Linked DNA regions of Homo sapiens: regions 1, 3 and 4 are each linked to region 2. A link is a contact called in ENCODE Hi-C or POLR2A ChIA-PET data. All regions are on one chromosome and are shown on one strand. The core of a region is the stretch at or near the end of the contact, and the rest is flanking DNA. Distances in the headings are between cores, read along the strand shown.

Evidence for each region. Hi-C counts contacts between places; a loop is a spot of excess contacts on that map. ChIA-PET counts read pairs that join two places held with the same protein, here RNA polymerase II (POLR2A). Pooled maps may share reads with other maps.
Region 1: a map of endothelial cell of umbilical vein shows a loop between it and region 2 (2.8-fold over the local background). The contact joins two enhancer-like sites. A Hi-C loop is called at or near these places in 2 of 168 maps with a recorded cell type or tissue (cardiac septum and endothelial cell of umbilical vein) and 1 of 50 pooled maps. POLR2A ChIA-PET finds 5 or more read pairs at or near these places in 1 of 52 experiments (HepG2).
Region 3: a loop to region 2 is called in a map of tibial artery, with 3 times the contacts of the local background. The contact joins two enhancer-like sites. A Hi-C loop is called at or near these places in 10 of 168 maps with a recorded cell type or tissue (IMR-90, Right ventricle myocardium inferior, cardiac septum and 6 more), 4 of 37 single-sample maps with no recorded cell type and 18 of 50 pooled maps. POLR2A ChIA-PET finds 5 or more read pairs at or near these places in 1 of 52 experiments (T-cell).
Region 4: a loop to region 2 is called in a map of endothelial cell of umbilical vein, with 1.9 times the contacts of the local background. The contact joins two enhancer-like sites. A Hi-C loop is called at or near these places in 1 of 168 maps with a recorded cell type or tissue (endothelial cell of umbilical vein) and 5 of 50 pooled maps.

What each region holds. Positions count from the first base shown.
Region 1 is chr4:123,984,497-123,988,463 of GRCh38, reverse strand. No RefSeq gene overlaps it. Among named protein-coding and RNA genes, the nearest start is that of LINC01091, 340 kb to the right of the region's middle. Within about 2 kb of position 1,928, at least 14 of the 41 ENCODE cell types and tissues checked have a DNase peak (open chromatin) inside an H3K27ac peak, as active enhancers do.
Region 2 is chr4:123,553,495-123,557,548 of GRCh38, reverse strand. No RefSeq gene overlaps it. Among named protein-coding and RNA genes, the nearest start is that of LINC02435, 34 kb to the right of the region's middle. Within about 2 kb of position 2,033, at least 28 of the 41 ENCODE cell types and tissues checked have a DNase peak (open chromatin) inside an H3K27ac peak, as active enhancers do; they include mammary epithelial cell, where a contact is called at or near this core.
Region 3 is chr4:123,125,996-123,130,000 of GRCh38, reverse strand. The region is part of intron 14 of AFG2A (AAA ATPase AFG2A); the gene reads right to left. Among named protein-coding and RNA genes, the nearest start is that of AFG2A, 200 kb to the right of the region's middle. Within about 2 kb of position 2,605, at least 3 of the 41 ENCODE cell types and tissues checked have a DNase peak (open chromatin) inside an H3K27ac peak, as active enhancers do; they include mammary epithelial cell, where a contact is called at or near this core.
Region 4 is chr4:123,248,616-123,252,307 of GRCh38, reverse strand. The region is part of intron 14 of AFG2A (AAA ATPase AFG2A); the gene reads right to left. Among named protein-coding and RNA genes, the nearest start is that of SPRY1, 150 kb to the left of the region's middle. Within about 2 kb of position 1,312, at least 4 of the 41 ENCODE cell types and tissues checked have a DNase peak (open chromatin) inside an H3K27ac peak, as active enhancers do.

The DNA.
Region 1 (3,967 bases), core at 679-3,178, 430 kb before region 2:
AGCTAATCATATCTGGACTATTACTTGAAAGATAACTAAACTATACTGTTTGATTCTCTGTATTTAATGTCTCCTTGAAACAGCAGCTTAGCTCAACTAATATACTATGCTGAAGCATATAAAATTGCTGATGTTCAATGTGTTAACCTTGGCAAAATGGCAATTTAAATTTCTGTATGTTAAACTTGAAAAGCTCCTGTATCTGTTCTGGTCTCACTGTTTTCTTCAAAGAGACTTTGAATGAGGCCCTACAGCATGAGGCCCTACATTATTCTTTCAATACAGGAGGATTTCTTTGTAAACAAGAAGTGAGTAAACAAAAATAATGGTGGAAAGGAGAAATAACACAGTCGATTATATTCCGTCAGAGGGTATAAGGAGGGTCGGGCTTTGAATATTCAGAGGACTTTGTTTTCTCATATTTGCTTCAAAAATAGGAGAAATTTTTTGCAGGTATCTTTGTGTTGTCTGTTCTTCCTTCTTGTTCTGCTCTTGTGGTTTTTTTCCCCTTTGTATGCTTTGATTATTTTTTCAAGGTGTTGGGGGTTACTTATTTGTAACCAATTTTGAAGCCTAAGGTTAAGGCAGATGCCTCCAAAAAACATTCACGTTTGTTTCTGCCAGGTACCTGGAAACACTACCAATCATTTAAATAATTAAAGAATTGCTGAAAATTAAATCACAGTTTACACTGCATGATAAATACAGATAGTGTTAATTGTTGTTATAAATCCATGAGACAGCTGGCAGTCATTACAACATCTCAGGAAGTTGTTTTTTCCTCTAGCTTGGCTCAGGGTTGAGGCCAATTTCTTTGCACTCTTCTGGGGTGAGACGGATGGGGATAGTTTAATTCCTGTTCACCTTTATCCTGAGGATATAGCTTTTTGCTACTTCAGCTTTCAGGGAAGAGCTGCTACTTGACTCCTCGCCCTGGGCAGACCCTGAGCCTTGACTTCAGAACTTTATGTTCTAGTGGAGACCTCAAAACTGAAGGTCAAGTTTACCGAGTTCAACAAAGGCTTTCAGGATAAAAATGGCTTCAGTAATTGCCTTACTGCTCCAGGTTCCCGCTTTTTGTTAGAAGTTGTCCTGTGAAGCCTTTTAATGTTCCCACTTATTTGGTGCTTTCAATAATTTTTTGAAAACTTTTACCCAGTATTTCTTATTTGTTTCCAATGGGAATGTTGATTCAGATCACCTAATCAGCTATATTACCAGAAATAAAAGTCATCAGTAAATGTAAAATAATTATTTTCAACTATTACATTTGCAAAAGTATTGTGGAAGTTAGAGATGGATGTCTCTGGCACATTGATGTTTACACCACTTCACCTGACCATGCCCCTCATTATTTTATTTATATCATCTGATTCACATGGAGACTCATGAGCCAACTTGAACATGTCCACAAGGTTCAAATAGTATTTTTGAAATTAAAATTCTTGGGTAAGCACTCAATGGCTCTTGATTTCCAGACATTTTATTGGATACTTGAACTCCTCTACTCTACATCAAGACATTTCTTTATTTCATATCAAACCAAACCTCCAAAATTTGTCTCAAATACTTTTTGATTGATGACTGAAATCTTTCAAAGACAGGAATTTGAAAAAACGCACAAAGTAATTATAACAGGAAGAACAATAAAATGAGAACACATCTCAAACTATAAGTACAAAGGAATGTAGATCCTGGTCTCAAAAATATGTAGTACAAAGTTAAAATATTAGTCAAAGATCAGGAATGCAAAACAGTCTTGTTGTTTCTGTGAGTACAATGTGAAAGTTATAGTCTTTGCACAGCCTTTTTCTTTCCTTTTTCATTAGTTCTTACTTTGAGAGAATGTACAAAAGAAATTCTTTGCTCATGATGTCTACTTCATGGACTGTTAAGAGCATTGGCATCACAGAGGCAAAACGTACTATAAAACATTCCTTTGTATTTTACATAGTTCCATGGGAAGGAACTTATGCAAATTATAGTCACAGACAAAACATATCCTGGTGACATCATGATTTCACTGAAAACTTTCCAACACTAAAAAAAAAACATTGTTTTTTTTCCATCATTACCATCCCCACCAGTGGCAACAGGCACATCCAGCTGTTGTTTGTACAGAGAGAAGGCTGTTGAAGCCCCGCCCTATTTTTGCTGGTCTCATCCTTCAGCATATTTTCAGAATGCTAAAATTATTTCCTCATGTTATGACCAAGGCTGGAGTTCTTTGTTCTATAACTTCTTTCTGATTAAGATTTTTCAAGAAGTTATTAAGAATAATAAACAAATAATTCAGAGCAAATATTAAGGAATACACATATCCTTGCTTGCCATCCTGACAAAATACTAATCAGCTGCAAGCTGTTATAAAAATGAATACATAATTAAAATCATAAGCCAAATAAATTAAAGCCAATAAGAATTTCATCATAATAACCTATATCAAATTCAAAACAAGATTTTTAACTGATTTTGGTAGGAAAACCAAAAATGTCACACTTCCTAGCTTCATCATTGTGGTTTTAAGCAGAAATTATTTTGGCCAGGCAGGTTAAATATAGTGAATGCAATTATTATTTTCTTCTTAGAGGAAAATATTGGCACCAGTGCCATCATTATTATAGTGCCTAGTAACAAAATCTTCACCACTTCTGCCAAAAACACTGAAGAAAGGTAATGGAAATGCAGAAAAGTGTTTTCTGAATATATATAGGGCTGGTATTTGGCACTATACCCTCCAGGCACAGAAAGTTTCTGCGATCCCTAAAGCAGGAGACACAAGTGCCTAATATAGTGTTGGGTAATATTGTTTTACCATATATCTTGTCACATGGATAAATCATTCACCCTTAATTTGAATATGTAGGATTATTGGAGAAAAAGATTGCTATGTTATCTCATAGTCATCTTTTTGCATAGTCAAAATCTCTATCTGAAAATAACCATGAGTCTGATGCCAAAATATATTTTTCACTAGACATGTATTATATAGCAATTAATTGGGCTAAAATTCAGAAGGTGAATTTCTATTCCAAGCCTCTTAATTTGCTAATTTCTTTAAATAACCATCACAGTGATAACTTAGTAACAATGTGTTGAAGCTGAGTTAGAAGACTCAGCTTCAGGCGGAAATACTAAAATATAAAATAAATAAAAGCAGGGCTTAATCCCTGGTGTTCCTTTGGGCCTTGGGTCAATTTTCTTAACTTCTATTTGGCTTCTTTTTCTGTAAAATTAGAGAATTAGACTTAATATGGTGGCTTTCCAATTCTTTTGGAGCAACCACCCTTCGAAGTGCCCTGACAGAAATGCTCCAACAGCAGAGCTGCTGTGTTTGAAGGGGAGTGGCTATCAAAGCCCCGCTGTGGGCCCTGCTTCCCTGCAGCAGCTGCTGATGATGCTCCTGAGCACAGTTTGATAAACAATGTGCTAGGCAACGAAAAGACTCTGGACCCATTTATAATTTTACAAGCAGAAAAGAAGTAAGGAAGGGAGGGGGGAGGTAGAGAAATAAAAAAAAAAAAAAAGATGTCAAATTTGTGCTTATCTCAAAGTTTAAAATACTTTCTTAAATTTACTCATTCCAATATTTTGAAACAATGGTTGAAATTTTTTCACTGCCATTTTTTCCAAGTTATTTTCTCATAAAATAGAGCTGGAAAGCTTTTATTTTCTCTGTGCTGTAAGTATTTTCATTATATCTATCCCAGGGAGGCAGTTGTGGTAACACTACTTGGTGCAAGCCAACATCTTTTTCTCCCTCTTTCTTTCTAGCAAAGCTGATTTTTTTCAGCATGGTTATGTGCCCAGTTCAAACTAATCACTTCCCCAGGTACTTCAGCACGTTGAGATAGTCTCGAGGCAGATTTATGGCCAATCAGATGAAAGCAGAAGACTACTAGATGAAGTCTCTGGAAAGCTATTGTTTGCTTAATTTTTGAAAAGATTCATTTTTGTTGTTGTTGTT
Region 2 (4,054 bases), core at 784-3,283:
TTTCTTTGCTCTCCTTTTCCCTGAAACCTACCTACAGAGTCAGCTAGGTGCTTGGTTTTATAGGCAATTTGTCACAGTTTTTTTTTCATAGCTAAAGATTACTGAAATATTTGAGACTTTTTTTTAGACAGGGTCTCGCTATGTTGCCCAAGCTGGCATGCAGTAGCTATTCATAGGAACGATCACAGCAGCCTCAAACTCCTAGCCTCCAGTAATCCTCCTGTTTCAGCCTCCCAAGTAGCTGGGACTACAGGCTCACTCTGCACCCAGCTGAGACTCGTTTTTTAACTTCACATTGTAAAAAGCAAATAGTCAATTCATTCACGTAGGTTTTTTAAAAGCCAATTAAGTACATAAACCATTATTTGTGTAATACAAGTTCAAATAATGAAAAAGTCTCCTTTTTTAAAACCTTTAACTAGTTCTTTTGGCATCACAGATACATATATAGATGGTTTCACATGGTTCCAATCCTCAAATAAAAATATTTAAATAAGATTTCATACTAACATGGCTTTATCCTGGCATTTCTTAAACAGATGCAGAAAAATTCCCTTCTAATAAATTATCTGCTCCCACTGCCGCCAACATCCACTCCATCACTACCACCAGCCCCAAATTGCTTTATTGCAGTAGAATTATGTTATAATGTTAAATTGCTATAATTCGGTTTCCAGGCTAGAGGAAAAGCAGCACATATAGTCAGTCTTTCAGAGGCACATTAGCGAATGAAAAGTATATTGCAGGAGAACTAAGGAAGTAAGTCAAGGAACTTTGTCGGGGAAGAAGGAAGTAACTCCTACAGGCTATTTACCCCTTTTACGCCACCCTCTTTGTGTATTCCTGGGGTTTGCTTTGGTTTGGGTATACAGATGTTTGAGGTAGTGAGTGATCATAATAAAAGGTGACTGCAACTTGATGACAGGGCTAAAGAATCTTGGAGAGTTCAGCTGTGCTCCACTACCTCTCTGTTCTCTCCCCAATTCCTAATGTCTTTCATGCTCAACTGAGTCCTTTCCATGTAAAGAGTGACTGATATGGGGACCACAGCAAACATTTTTGCAACACAATTTCTTGCTGTAGAAAAGCAGTTGTAATCAAAATCAATAAAGCACTATTCCTGTGAGCCTCTACGAGACATAGAAACGATATCATTCTACCCAACCCTTCTTTGAAGTGAGATTCCACCACTACCTACCCCTTCATTTAATAAAGATTCATTTTGAATTATTATGCATCGAGTCCTCTGATAGACACAGGGCAGGGAGAAGGGGAGAGACAAAGAGGAAATGACAAGAATGTGGGCCTTGCCATCAGTGTTCTGGGAAGGGGATGGTTGAGGGAATGAGGCATTGTAAGAGAGGAATGTAAAAATCTAACTTTTTGCAGTTCTTTTTCCCCTTTAATCAAGCCCACATGTTTAACACCAGGAACTAAATGTGGTGAGGAGAGAAGGATTATAAAAATGTTCACTTTCATCCTACAGATATGAGAAAACAAGAACATATTGCCATTACTCGACAACTTTATAGCTCCAAATAATGCTAGCATGCAGTAAATCAATGCAGGCTTTCGCTGGCTCATGGAATGCATACCTCACGTTTGCTCTGAGAGGGAGCCCGTGTGATTCCATCTAGTGCCAGGCTGCCAATGGCCCTAGACGGGATTGAGGAGAAGGGGCTGGGGTTGACAGGGGGAAGTGGGGGTCCGATCTGCTCTCAGAGCCAACAAATTCTCCAATCCCTAGTCCCTCAACAACCTTCCTTCTCTTCTTAAGGAATGACAGAAATCAGGAAATATTACTTCGGCTTGCAGGCTTCTGTCCTGGCCTATCAAACCCACAGAGAAGTCTCAGCAAATTACTGGAAACTGCACTTTGAACTTAGTCCCTGGCAAGCAGCCCAGTCAAACAGAAATGTAAAAGTTCCTTTCCTCCGCGGGGCCCCTGCACCAGGGTGTCCCTATAGACACTCTAGAGCTGATTGCAACAGGTTGGAATGAGGCCCCACGCCAGGAAAACAAGCCCTGACCAGTATGATTTCCTACTGCCTGTGTTGTTTCTTAAAAAGGTTTTTTTTGGCTTGTTCTCCCTCGTTTTGTTGGACTAGGTTACAGGCTCAGGTCCCATCGAGGAAAAGACTGGCACCATTTTCACAAAATGCTTAATCCTTGTTTAGTTCGAAAACTGCTCCATCAGCGCCACCAGTAAGTGTAGTCATGTTGGGGGGCAGCTGGGGGAGACTGGTCAGGCCAGTTGCTAAGCAAATTCTTAGAACTCCCAGGGAATCGAGAAGTAATTAGCTTGTAAACCCTGCAGATATTTCTACCTCCGACAAGGGAGACAATATTTCTCTGCCCACAAGGCTTCACTACGTGGTACTAAAATAAACCAACAACAGGGACTGGCATGGAATGAACAGCCTCAGCCGTGCCCGGTCCCATAGCTACTTCTCCTTCATAAGGGGAAACAAAACATTGGCCTCTTTCTAACTGTTATATTTCTAAGAAAACTCAATTTGTACAAGCAAATAAACTGACTCATTATAAAACTAAGAGGTCAACAAGAGGCAGATAAAACTAAAGGTTAGACAGCTGGAGAAACAAGCCTCTCTTCCAGCTGTAATGGGGAGCTCCTTTGGAGGAAGCAACAAGTGCCTTGGGGGATCCATCGTCAACCTGGGAAGAGGAGGGGGCAGGAGAAGAAAGAGGAGCTCTGGCACACTCAAAGCCCATTTTCTGTTGGATCAAACATTCCTTTCGGAAAAACTAAAACTGATGCAAATCATAGCCAGATCTGGCCAGCAGTGACCTAACTCTCTTAATGTGCAATTATTTTCACTGCTTTCTCATAATGGGTTATTTTTCTACATTTGTATTGTTGCATATGCAAAGTGTAAACAGGGCAGTGATCTACTCTTCTGATAATTTTATAAAGAAAATTTCCCAAATGTGTTTTTTAAAGCCCTACATTCTCCCTAAAGGTTTCACATGGATTGGTAGAACCGCTTGTTTCATCTCTCAGCCCACAGCTTACCCCTTCCCTGCCTCCCTGACCTCCAACTGACCCAGTTCTGTAATAATCAACAGTCAATGAACACCACACAATTCAAAAAAAAAAAAAGAAAATGCTATTGGGCAAAGTTGCAGTTAGGGCACTCCTGGTTAGCCCTGTCATTTTTGAGGGAGGTTCCCACAGGTTTTTTATTCTCATTGTTAATGCAGAACTTTTGCACAGCATTTTTCATCTCTTTCCCCCTCTCCTGCCTCCCAGTGGTTCTAGTAGAAGTAAGGTAAGAAAGAACAACAAACCCAAGTTTCATATCAAGTCTACAAAGATAGTATATTCAAGGTGAATCATTCTCTCATCCAAGTATTCAATGTACATTTATTATTATTCCCTCTAACAAAGCAAATATCACCATACATATATCCCTCTTAGTCTCTATGTCCTCATTTACAAAATAACCTGATACAAAAATACCTACCTCCTGGGGATGTTGTTCCAAGAGATGACAAGTGTGGGTGGTCACACCCAGCATGCAGGAGATTCCCTGGGAATAACTGCAAATAGAAGGCTGGATGCTAGATAAGAGGTGGGAGCTGGAGGGGGGCCTCTGGGTAGCAGAAGAACAAAGCCTGCTGGAGAGTATGAACTCCCTAAGAGAAAGGGCAAAGGGTGTAAAGCAGAATCAGGAACTTAGCTGGGTGGGTATCAGGAATTAGAGCAGTGTGAGCCGGGCACAGTTGTTCTGCCTGTAATCCCAACCACTCAGAGACTGAGGCCGGACAATAGCTTGAGGCCAGGAGTTCAAGACCAGCCTAAGCAACATAGTGAGACCCAGCCTCTAAAAGAAGAAAAAAAAAATTAGAGCAGTGCCTCTTGAACTCTGGTGAGAGAATCTCCAGGAGGGCTTGAAAAACAAACAGACCCCTCTGCAGCTCCCACCCCTTTCAGATCCAGTCGGCCTGGCCAGACCCCAGGTGGTTCTGATGCGGGACATCCACAAACCCCACTGAGAAACACCAAATGAGAGAGTGCGAGAAAGAGGAAGAG
Region 3 (4,005 bases), core at 1,356-3,855, 430 kb after region 2:
CACATAACAGTTACCAGCTATGTTGGTCAAGTTTCTTAACCATCTGTGTTTCAGTTTCTCACGTGTATGATCAAGGATGGTAATAGAATTTACTTCATAAAATTAAGATTATATAATTATATATATAATTTAGAACAAAATTTAAAAACATGTTGAACTGCAAGTGCCTTTGAGACATGTAAGTAGATGGTTGAATCGGTCAGAGCAAAGATCTGAGCTGAATTAGGCACTGAATCACAGCTGACAACTGAAGCCATGGATGTGGATGAGAGAAGATGGGTCCCGTGCCCAGCCTTGACAAACTGCAACATTCTGTGGCTAGGCAGACCAGAATAAATATGTAAAGGAGTCAAGGAGGACAAAGAAATAGAAGAAAAATTAGGTATTACTGTGTCACGTAAAACAAAGAGGAATGTTTCAAAGAGGAAGGAGTGGACAATGACAGCTGATGGTGCTAACAGGTAATCGCAGAGACTGTTAGTTTTTCTCTTTAGTAATGAAACCCCTGAGTTAAAGCCAAATTTAAATCCCAGCCCCTCAAAATAGAGAATATATTTATTTTACAGCCTCTCTTGCAGCTGAATATTACCTTGTAGCTAAGATTAGCCAATGGGATGTAAATGATAGCTGCAATTTATGGGTTATGCTCTTAAACGGCAGGGATGAGCTATTACCTTATCTCCTAATTCTTGTTGACCTGAATGAGAACCCAACTAATGTGACAGTGAGATACTTTTTACCATGTGGCCTAAGGGATGGCACAGAAGTAATCTGAATTTCTGATACCATGAAACTACCATATTAGTTAATACTTGTTTGAATTACTTAGCTCTTTTGTCTTAAAGTATTGCCTTTAAGATTTTTAATTGAAAATGCAGTAGCCTCCATATTTCAGAATTCATCAGAGCAGATTTATGAAAACAGGTCTATATGAAGGATAATGTCCCACATATTTTTAAGCAAATACTTTAACAAAGGATACAACATATGACATGCATTAACAATGCAAGAACTTCAAGATGAAAAAAAGCATATAATACTTTTCTAAAGTTTGAAAATTATTAACAAGCATTTTAAACCTTGTATTTGGAGACTCTTACAGATAATTCTCCATTTTGCTGGGTTTTAGAGTGAGAGCTGAAGTACAAAATCACTGTAAGTAATAATGATGGGAGTACTAAAGAAGAAGAAGAAAAAGAACCACTGACCCAGAAATCACACACAGGTCTAGTCTGTGATGTCTGTTTTGTCAATTATTTAAGGGTTTAACCATAATCATTTTTTTTTCAGTCACTGAACAGAAACATCAGTATAATTTTAAGTGAACTCTCAGCTATAATAATTAAGTATATAAAAATCCATTCACTAGAATATTCAATGTTAACACTACACAACAGCTTTTCATATGTCTTAATGACTCACATTAAATAATAAAATTTAAAAACTCCAACTCTAACTTTAAAAAAAATTTGTGTTCTAACAACAATCTCCCCAAATTACTTCTTGGGTAGATGTTTCGGATGGTTGTTGGAGATGCTGCATTTTTTTAAGCCTGTAGAGAATTACCAAAAGCCTGACTCAAGTATCAGAAAAAGTTTAAACTAAGAAAACAAAAAGCAACAATTATTAAATCTGTTTTTATGTTTACCCTGAGATACTTCTACCAATAATTTCCCACAAACTACCAGGGAGATACTTCTTTCTCAGACACAATGGTTTTTTTCCCAACTAAATGCATTTCTGAACTTAAACGCATGAAAAGTTAATAAACGGAAGGAAAAGCAAATTCAGAGCTGTCATTTTAAAATTATATTCTTAAAGGGTTTAAGGGTATCATTTGTGGAACACAAAGAGATTTCCTTCTCAACAACATTCCAGGACATCACTCTTTCCTGCCTACCAGCAGACAAGATTATACTTGTCTGGTATGTCAGTAAAGTATTTACACAAAGACAGTTTTTCAGAATCTTCTCATTGTGAACACAAAACAGGAAATACAGTAATACCATCAGTATATGTTAAACACTGTTTAGTATAAACTGTATTTTTTCCTTAATGAGTACTAGCTTAACCTCCAGGAGGAAGAGGTGAAAATAAGCACATCTAAAAACACATTATCACTAGTTGTTTGCAGCCAGCCAAAGAAAAGGTTAAGGAAGAAAAACTCAATAAAACTTTCCAAACTACATTTTAGTTAGTGTTATACTATAGCCTCTAATAAAAACTCATTTTTCTCAAGTTCATAGGGGAAAATAAAGGTATTCCATAAAAGTTAATATTTTTGAATAAAAAATAGCCTAATTAATAACAGGCAATTTAACAGAAATACTGCTTCTGAGGCAGAAAAAACAAATTTCTATGTAAAGTGGCCATCCATCAAAAACACCAAATAATAAAGCATTTCATGATCTAAAAAAATTAATTCCTTTTATTTAAATTTATTAAAAAAAACTGTTTACCTTCCGTGGCTAAACAGTAATACAATTCTATCAGCTTACCAACTGAAGAGCTTTGAAATGTATTTACAAACTGATTATATAAAGTACAGCTTGTGTCCTAAGCAGAAAAACACAGAGAAAATTTTAATTTCCCATAAGATAGTTGAATGAACTATGGTTTGACTGCCCTCTGCTGATGTGAAATTTTTACAACTATAAAAACTGATATGATAAAACTGTGATATTATGATTTTAAAATAACTGTTTCTACTCAGATCCTGGTTTCATTATTGACTTCCTGTGAAAACTAAAGAGATTTAAATATTTAGCTTCTGTGTCTTATGTTTATTTATTTTTAGAGACAAGAGTCTCACCCTGTCACCCAGGCTACAGAGCAGTGGCAAGATCACGGATCACCATAGGCCTCAACCTCTAGGATCTAGCTAGCAATCCTCCTGCCTCAACCTCCTGAGTAGCCAGGGCTACAGCTGATTTTTCAATTTTTGTAGAGACAAGGTCTCCCAAAGTTTCCCAGGCTGGTTTCAAACTCCTAGCCTTAAGTGATCCTCCTGCCCCAGGCTCCCAAAATGTTGGGATTACAGGTGTGGGCCACTGCACTTGGCCATGTAGTCTTATTTTTAATTAACGGGCAAAATTCATGAAACAACTATTATCTGACGGCTATCAAAAATATGATTTGATCTCTGTATTAGTTCCTTCTCATGCTGCTAATAAAGACATACCCAAGGCTACTGGGTAGTTTATAAAGGAAAAAAGTTTAATTGACTCATAGTTTGGCATGGCTGGGGAGGCCTCAGGAAACTTACAATCATTGTGGAAAAGTAAGCAAACACATCCTTCTTCACATGGTGGCAGGAAGGAGAAGAATGAGAGCAAAAGGGGAAAAGCCCCTTATAAAACCTTCATATCTCATGAGAACTCACTGACTATCATGAGAACAGCACGGAGGTAAGCACCCCCATGATTCAATTACCTCCCACCAGGTCTCTCCCATGACATGTGGGGATTATGGGAACTATAATTTGAGATGAGATTTTGGTGGGGACACAGCCAAACTGTATCAATCTCTCTGACCTCAAGATACTTACATGTTATTAGAAAGACAGGAAAAACCTGGAACACATGAACTATTAGAGAACATCAAGAACTAAGCTAGGTGGTACAGAAGACAAGTAAGCTAGAGAAAAAAGATTTGTAGAGCCAATTTAGTAAAAACTAAACAAAACCTCAAAAATAAAAAATTCATGGAAAAGGCTGTTAAGACAGGCAGTCAAGGAAAAGTAATGAGCATGGTTTTAGATGAAAGAGGAGGAGACAAAATAAGCAAAAGCCTGGAGAAAATAATGAATGTATAATAGTACGTGCATATCACATGACTACCAGAAGACATAATTGCCAAGATAAAAGGTAAATGTTCAGTGAAAACAGAAAATACTATAATGGTAAGATGCTGCATGGGGTATGGGCAACTTTTGCAAAGTGAAAAAGCCAGAATGAAGAGCTGGACTTGATGAGGCAAACAAGGAGTCCCTGTATGTTCCTTAAC
Region 4 (3,692 bases), core at 63-2,562, 300 kb after region 2:
ACTTAGAGTTCCAAACAGACTGTTCAAATCCATGGGGTCATATCATCATATCTCATACCAGTGCTTTATAAAATACTCGAGTGAATGTTAACAAATGTAATGGAAAAAAGGGTTTTCTTGTTAAATAAATTTGGATAACACTGTGTAGAAACAAAATAAAAGGTTTGTATAGGTTTCTATATGAAGGAATTTTTGGAAATTATATTAATGGGTAATAAAAATATCTAGGAGAAACCTATGGTAGTATGTAAAAATTCTATTTTAAATTCCCAAACTCTAATCATGGAACATCTCAAAAACTAATATTTCTTTTCCACTTTGGAAAATGCTGTTGTATACTTTTTGTATATGTTATAATACCTAGAAGAGGGTGATTGTCTATCAAATATATATCAATCAATCCTTAACTTACGTACAAATTAGCTGGCAAAAATTCAATTAGGAAAATCATAAAATAAATATATTTCCCTTGCTTAAAAATGAGTGTTTTAATTCTTTGCAGACAATTCTGTACACCTTAAAATGTATTTTATCAAAGAATTCAAAACTCCATTTCAATCATGGAAATCACTTCTTTCTACCTAAAACAAATACAGGACTTAGGAAATAAAGATGATTTCAGTAAATACATATTTAAAAAATTGAAAATGTTATCTAAGACAAATAACATTAATATTTATATAGCACTTAAGGATCTATGAAGCATCTTTCACATACTGTAGCTCATTTAATATTCCCCCAAATTTTGGGAATTAGATATTATTATATCCTTATTAAGACAAAGAAAATGAGGCCCAAGGTCGTACAATAACTTACAGAAACTGCGCTGAAATCTGGGGTTTCTAAATGTTGAAGCAGTCCTTTTTAATTTTACTATTTTGACACTACATGATACTCATTATTGATGAACAAACAAAATTCTCTTTCTGAAATATAACTAACAAACTTCAACAATTCTCTCATCAAAAAAATTATTAAGCATCTACTATATGCCAGATTGATTTACTTGCTGGGGATACAGCCTTGGAGAGCTTGGTTATTTTTTTAAAGTTGAAGTTGTCCTTTTCACCCTATTGGAATAATAAATTCTAGGCTATTTTAAAATTTCCTTTCTAATAGTTGAAAGAACACAGCAAAGGATATACAGCATACATGTCAGCTAAGTCACTGGAACACTCAGCATACATCTGTGTGTGCTTATTTATTTATTTTTTTTAGCTGTAGCTATCCTCAGGCAGTGCAGGTTGAGTATACTTCAATGATTATTATAACATTGTCTGGGCCAACAGCCAGCTAGGCTTTTTCTGGCCTGGTCTTGTCAGTGAAAGTTATGCTTAAAAAATAGTAGGAAAGAGCCTTCCTTCCTGTAGAACTCTGAATGAGTAAACACCCTTCCTAGAATTTCTTTAAAAATACTGTTTTGGGATATTAGGGTGGAAGAATGTATTCTGAATAATAGCATGTTCTATTATTATTAAAATCACTATATGACAACTCAATGAAAAAAGAAGCCAAGGCTTTCTAATATTCTGAACCCTATGGCTCCAAGGCCATGTTGGATATCGTGGTCTGTCCATTAAAACTTTATTAAAAAACACAAATCATAGAACAAACTCCCTTTCTGAGAAGTTATTCAAGACCTTGGGCAAGTCTCTACATCTGTAACAGCCTCAGTTTCCTCATGTGTGAAAATGAAGGCGGCTCTTTAATTACAGGTGCCTATGTGCATTTGACAGAAATTCCCCTCAAACTATACATACAAAAAATACTCCCAATTTTGCAAATAATTCCAGGGAGTTCACCTGAACTCTGCTTGTGTGCTCCAGACTAAAAATTATCGTATTGGATGACCTTTTAAATGGGCCTTCCAGCCCCCAGTTCTAGGACCCCCTGCCATTCTTATATAACAAAATATCCACAGCTTACACTGCATAGTCATTACTGTAAACATGTTAGTTTATTATGAAACCAATATCCTTCTTTTCTTCTGACCTTTATATCAAGGACTCAAAACATCTGGTATTTCACATGAAGGAGTCTTAACTATCAAACCTTATACCACAATTATAAGGCTGCCTTTTCTTTTTTATAAATTCTGAAATTCAACACTTATAGTTTCATGTTCTATCAAATGCTCAAATCTAATTTCATTAACATAGAAATACTTGTTCAGACAAAAGTATTAAAATAGACACCTTGAAAAATCAGGTCCCATTGGCTCCCATTCATTTAAAATAATCAACAAGGGTGTGTATGTGTATATAGGGAGTGCCTTCCTCTAGGAAAGGAAAGCAGCACTGAGCCTTTATACTTTAATAAAAACATATCAATGAATCATGATTCATGGAGAGAATAGTTCCAGAAACCAGGGAGAAAGGTGGATCTTTGGTAACGGCTCTGAATTATCTCAAAGAAACCTTGGATTTATTCTAGGTATCTATTTCTTCCTCTAAATCCAACTAATGCATAGACCTGGCTAACACTACTTAAATCTCTCTTAAACCTGTCACTTCTACCCATTCTTCTTTATTGTGTATTTGTGTGTTTGTTTACTGTCTGTCTTTCCCAACAGATTGTAGACTGTATGTAATGGCAGGAATCATATTCATTTTATTCAACACTGTAAGCTCAGCTATGGCACATATAAGGCACCCAATAAATGTTTACTCAGTGATATCAAGCCAACACAATCATTTGTCTAGAATATCATAACTGCTGTGCTAGTTGTTTTTCTGCCTGCAGTCTTATTCTTTCCTTCTTTTTCCTTGCTTTATCTACATCATGGCTAATGTGATCATTTTAACTGCAAATACCTTAACTTCCTATTTTCTAATCATTTAATTGCACATCAAAGAAAAAAGTCCAAGTTCAAGTATAGCATTTCTCACCCTGTGAGAAAAGAAAAGGAGCTGTAGATAAGATAGGAGTTACACTAAAATCATAGAAACTTGAAATGCTATACTTGAACTTGGACTTGCTTAGGAGCACCTAAACACCCAGTTAGTAAAACTCACCACGCTGCTTTCTGCCTCCCTGTTTTCGCACATATTTCTCCCTCTGCTCAGAATGACATTTTATCTCTTTGTCTATCAGGGAAGCTCCACTTCTTGTTCAAGTCTCAGCTTAAAAGTCTTCTCTTTTATTGAAACTTCTATGACTCTTCCAAGTACATAAATGAATTTTAAACTTGTAATTTGGCATACAAGGTTAAAAGTGAGGGCAAAAGAATCAGCTTAGCTGGAGGAAAATTCTAGCTCAAAAACTTATTAGCTGTGTGTTTGGACAAATCAGCAGGTGTTTTTATATCTATATTGATATAATGTGCTTAGCTCAGTGTTTGGCATATGGCATGTATGCTTCAGTAAGTATTAAATGCTATTATAGTGATTACTCTTCTTGTATAATTATCCTCAGTACTTGATTATGAGATCCTTGAACATAGGCAATGTTAGCAATCTCTGAATTCCTAATATATGGCAGATGTTAATGTTCTTTGAATAAATGGAACAATGAGCTACGAGGTTAGAATAATAGATTGAAAAGTCAAGTCAAAATACAGATTCTTGATTTTTATTTCTAAATCTCAATATTTAAAAAGAATTGATATTCAGCAATTCTCTACTTGCCCCCTTCTCTCCCTGCTTCTTACCATAGCCTCTGAAATGCTCAATTCATAACCCTTTCCTAATAGA